2 separate regions of the Homo sapiens genome follow, and region 2 is linked to region 1. Evidence: read pairs that join two places in POLR2A ChIA-PET (ENCODE). Cell type or tissue: Panc1. All regions are shown on one strand.

The links. ChIA-PET counts read pairs that join two places held together with the same protein. Peaks named below come from ENCODE experiments on the same cell type or tissue, not always from the same donor. Only the 100,000 strongest peaks of a DNase experiment are listed, where the experiment ranks them.
Region 2: POLR2A ChIA-PET joins it to region 1 with 11 read pairs; 3 of 35 experiments call an interaction of 5 or more read pairs at or near these places.

What each region holds. Positions count from the first base shown.
Region 1 is chr11:121,963,635-121,966,134 of GRCh38, reverse strand. No RefSeq gene overlaps it. Among named protein-coding and RNA genes, the nearest start is that of MIR125B1, 130 kb to the left of the region's middle. In Panc1, no CTCF peak of the experiment used is centred here; no DNase peak of the experiment used is centred here.
Region 2 is chr11:122,155,610-122,158,109 of GRCh38, reverse strand. MIR100HG (mir-100-let-7a-2-mir-125b-1 cluster host gene) reads left to right here. Exons shown (of 5, transcript NR_137179.1): 4 at 2,478-2,500. Among named protein-coding and RNA genes, the nearest start is that of MIR100, 4.6 kb to the right of the region's middle. In Panc1, no CTCF peak of the experiment used is centred here; a DNase peak (open chromatin) is centred at 989; H3K4me3 peaks cover 2,500 bases; H3K27ac peaks cover 2,500 bases.

The DNA of each region.
Region 1 (2,500 bases):
AAATACTGCCTGTCTGTAGTGTAAGCAAATTAAAAAGAGGAAATAAGATATTTGCATATAACTAATAAAAATACAATAAAAAATGCACTTAGTCTCACAACTGATGAGGCGAGGATGGGGGAAGGTGGGGGAAATAGATAAAATCAGTCCTGTTCAAGGTCAAAGGTGTCTTATCTGGTCCATATTGCAATCACAATTTTTATATATGTGTCATTGCAATTGGTTCTCATGATACCCCTGTAAGATTGTTAGGGCAGGTTTTCCTTTTATATTTGAGGAAATTGGCCCAGCGGTTTTACCCAGGGTCATACAAGGTGCGCACAGGGATGTTTGAACTTGATCTTGGTCACTTCTCTTGAGCTAGGAAACTTCTTACAATTCCACATTTTCTCTGGGAATTAGGTATTTTCTTTGAGCCCTCACTTCTGTCCTGATACTCTGTCCTCTGTCTTCAGAGAATCTTGTTTTCATTGGTCCCTCTCTAATGACTTGGTACCCTAGATCCATTGAATGCCTGTTCTCTGTCAATAAGACCTTCCTCTTGAGTCAGCAACTCCCCCAGGGCTGCCCTGAATGATGATGCATCTTCCGGCCCTGGCGGGTTTCCAGCCCCTCTCTTCAGCTGATTCTACCTGAGAAGCCTCCCAGCCTGGAACTTCCGGACATTGCCCAATCAAAGGGAAGCCCCCAGAAGGAGAAGATAAGAAGGAAATAATTTAGGACTGCCTAAACAAATGTACACTAAGATTCTCGGCAGCTGCATAGTTTCCCTTCCAGATGCAGGTTGGCCTGGTTAGAAATAATTCAGGTTTTCTTGCTGAGCTCACTGATTGTTTGTCCACTATTCACTCCAGCACTGATTAAATAACACTCGAGGGATTTTTAATTTGTACTCGATTTTGTTGAGTCTTCTCTTTCATGCTTTCTCTCTCTAGTTAGTGAACTCGCTGCACTTCCCTCCATCTCTCTCTAAGGTTGTCTGAAATCTTCTCAATCAATTGACTCCCCTCCACTTACTTGCAAATATATTTGGGAGCTTTGGTTCTCATACAAGTCAGGGTGCCATATTAAGAATGCTATTGGATATGCAGGTTAATAAATATGCCTGCATTATGACCATTGCATCCACATCTCCGTACCAGGTTTAGACCTAGGGAAAAATTATCACCGTCTTAGGGCCCTTCCATCTCCTCTCCACCCCTGTCATAATTTTTCCTGACCACTGGGAGACTGAGACAGAGTAGCAGTGGTAAGGATTTATGGCTCATCCTTGGTATGTGTAAATAAATTGCATCATTGCAATGAGATCCAGACTCATACAACAGACTGTCCCTGCCGGCTTGGCTATGTTCTCTGCTCTGCAGACAACAAAAGATGACAGGTTGTAAGTTCCAGCATCAGAAGAGAGCAACTGGCTTCCGTTGGCAACCTTACTTGTCAACCGGCAGCTCCAAGAAACAAGGTCATCTAAGGACAGGCAGGGGCTGATGCATTTGAAAGTAGAGGAAGCAGCAAAGGAAGTGTTGACTTCAATTTCATGGGACTGTAATGCCACAGGCTCCCATTCTCCTCACACTTTCCTTCTTTTCTAGAGTACGTCTTCATCTCTCATCTCACCTTGGTACTAGGGTCAGAGTGTAAGAACTAGAGTAAGAAGCACTGCCTTTTCCTGAATGTGCTCATGGAAAGGACTCCAGGACAGCCTCTGTGGCTATGGAAATTATCTACTGAGTAAATGTCTCTCTGTGATCTATACCACACCTAGCCAGGTTGGCATCATCTGATACCAGTAAGGAATTAGGTATCACCCATTAGTTTTTTTTCAATGGAAGGCTCCCACGTACTTAAATTCAATATTCTAAATCCAGTTAGAAGTTAGATCACAAATAAAGGATTATTTTTAATAAATATTTTTAAATCAGGATTTTATTTTGGAATAATTTTAGACTTATAGAAAAGTTGCAAAGATAGTGCAGAGAGTCTCTATATACCCTTCACCTAGTTTCTAGAAGATGTTTTCATACTTAGATGTTAATAAAGCTGACTAATGCTTTCCTTTTTTTTTTTTTTTTTTTTGAGACGGAGTCTTACTCTGTCACCCAGGCTGGAATGCAGTGCTGAAATCTCAGCTCACTGCAACCTCCACCTCCCAGGTTCAAGCAATCCTCCTGCCTCAGCCTTCCGAGTAGCTGGGATTACAGGCACCCGCCACCACACCCAGCTAATTTTTGTATTTTTAGTGTAGACAGGGTTTTGCCATGTTGGCCAGGCTGATCTTGAACTCCTGACCTCAAGTGATCCACCCACCTCGGCCTCCCAAAGTGCTGGGATTACAGGCATGAGCCACCATGCCTGGCCTGACTAATGCTTTAAATAGGACCAATATAGACTTTTAAAATGTGTTAGGCCCATCTAATGTGCAACAGCATCTCTTCTTACAGCCAGGGTCCTTACTGCCCACTCAGTGTCTAATCGCTTTTTGGCTCTAGGATAAGGCTGA
Region 2 (2,500 bases), 190 kb before region 1:
TATCTCTTTTCTTGCAGGATTCAATCTTCAAATCTTCCCAAGCCATCCTATCCACCCACTTTCTCATCTAATTGTGAGATACTTTCTCAAGAGCAAAACATAGCTTTGAACAGAAAGTGTTAAAGTTGGCTGGTGTCTAGGAAGCATTTATATAGCATATAGTTCACTTCTATTAAAGAGATGACAGTCATCTGATTTTTAAAAGTACGTGTCTGATGTTTCTATGTCAGAATCAAGGTCTTGTTATTTTTTCAAATTTCAATTCTCCTCCCCTGCTTTATTAGCAAAATAGCTAGAAAGGAAGTTGTAGGCTGGCATCATTGTTTGCATTTTAAAAAGGAAGAAAAATTGTCATCCTGAGCAAACTTATTCCTTTCAAAAGTGAAAGTAGTATACCTTAGCCAGCGCACACGATACAACTTGGTACTGGCAAAGTCTCTCTTTTGTTTCATCTAGTGTGTCAAAAGTGAATTTGCCATCAATTTCTCACTCTCAAATAGTTGATTTCTGTTATATGCCTGTTTTAAGTGAATATTAAGTGGGTTTAAGATTTTTTTAATTACAGAAAAGTAAGCTCACTATTCAAATAGTCTAAGAGTGTCTTTTGTTTTCATCCGATCTATCTTCTATTATACCATTTTCCATCTTTTCTCTTTGCTTGATCTACACACACTTGCATTTATCATTTTCATAAAATATTGTTTAGTGTGGGCAGGGTGTGGTGAGATGAAGATTATAAATATCCATCAATCTTCAGTGTTCCATTTGCTCGAAAGAAACATGAAAGCCATGGCATTGCTTTGCCATTCTCCTCGCTCCCTACTGCCTTCTGGCCAGTTTTTCCTTGTAAAAAGGAATGAGTTCTACCTAAGCTAACTGGTTTTGATGCCAAAAGCCTCTGCGTCATATCCTTGAGCGCTGCTCCCACTCTGTGGTCTGATATCCTTGTGGCAATGTCCCAGGTGGATAAAACGTGGCACGACAATTGGCACCAATGAATTACTCTTGGAGTAGCAATTGCTGGATGTGCCTCTTTTGTTGAGGTGATTGGATCTTTTGGCAAAAACCAGTGACTGCAAAGGATGAGAGAAACGATCAGAAAAACTGAAAAGCTGTAGGAGACCAAACACTAGTGTCTCCCCTGCTTCAGGGGACACCCACTGTCAGAGTGAACGACAAAGGTTAGATTTGAACAAGCTTTCTTTCTTTCTTTCTCTTTCTTTCTTTCTTTCTTTCTTTCTTTCTTTCTTTCTTTCTTTCTTTCTTTCTGTTTCTCTTTCTTTTCTTTCCTTTCTTCCTACTTTTTCTTTCTCCTTCTTTCTTTCTCTTTCCTTCCTTCCTTCCTTTCCTTATTCTTTCCTTTTTTTCCTTCTCTTTATTTTTTCTTTATTCTCTATCTTGCTCTTTCTTTCCTTTCTCTGTCTCTGGCTCTTTTTCTTTTTCTCTCTTTTTTCTTTTCTCTCTCTGTGCCGCTCTCTTTTCTCTTTTTTTCTCCTTCCTTCCATCCTTCCTTCCTTCCTTCCTTCCTCCTGTCCTTCCCAGATAAAAAATATTATCTGGTCAAACTGTCCCATCTGTTTGGGACAAAGGAGATCCACTGAGATTTTGTACAAGACGTACATTTTTAAAAAGGAAGGGGGGTAGAGGGCAGGAAATCTTTCCGTTGGTGTCGTTCTGCTGATGTCACCATGGATTCAGTGTTCAAGTCCACAGCCAGGCAAAACTCAAATAAATTTTCCTTTTTGCAAGCAGCTGCACTGTGAGTTCGCCTTCCATTAGTAAAGGGACAATGAAGGGAAGGCGAACCCCGCGTCCAAAACATGGCCAATGAAAGGACACTGGAATGGAAGCCAGGAATCCTGCTGTGGTGGAGAGGCATAGACTCATGAGTCCACCACAATCGGATACTTGCTTCTTTTTAACAGCCCTATCAGCCGAGAGAAATAATGACTCCTGAATCATTTGACAGTAAAAAAGTTAAAATGATGTCTCAATGGCGCTGCATCATGCCAGGTAATCACTGCCCAATTCATTGATTATTCCTTAAACTATTCTTAACCATAGATAGCCTATCTCTTCATCATGCTTAGCAAGTGAGTGGTTTGGTATAAAACATTTGTACAAAAGTATGGGAGTATTCCGAGACTTCACATTCCTATTTGATCATTTTTCTGGTAAAATTGTTCTCAAGGTCCAAGCGTAGCCAGGGGAATTCCAGGAAAGATTTGTGAAATTACTTATTTGCAGAACCTATTTATTATGCGTAGTTCTGGAAATGAAGTAAACATAATGGTTCCCGATGTTTTTCTAGAAATAGTTTTATTTCAGTTTTTGTTTTTCTTTTTACTCTTGTTCTAGTGTTACTTTCAACTTTACAAAAGAGTTGGGTGGCAAAAAAAAAAAAAAAAAAAAACAACTGAAAAACAAGTAAAAATTCTTAACCCATTTTAAAATATTGTAAATGTCTTATTTTCCAGACGCGCGTGGATGATTTGAAGAT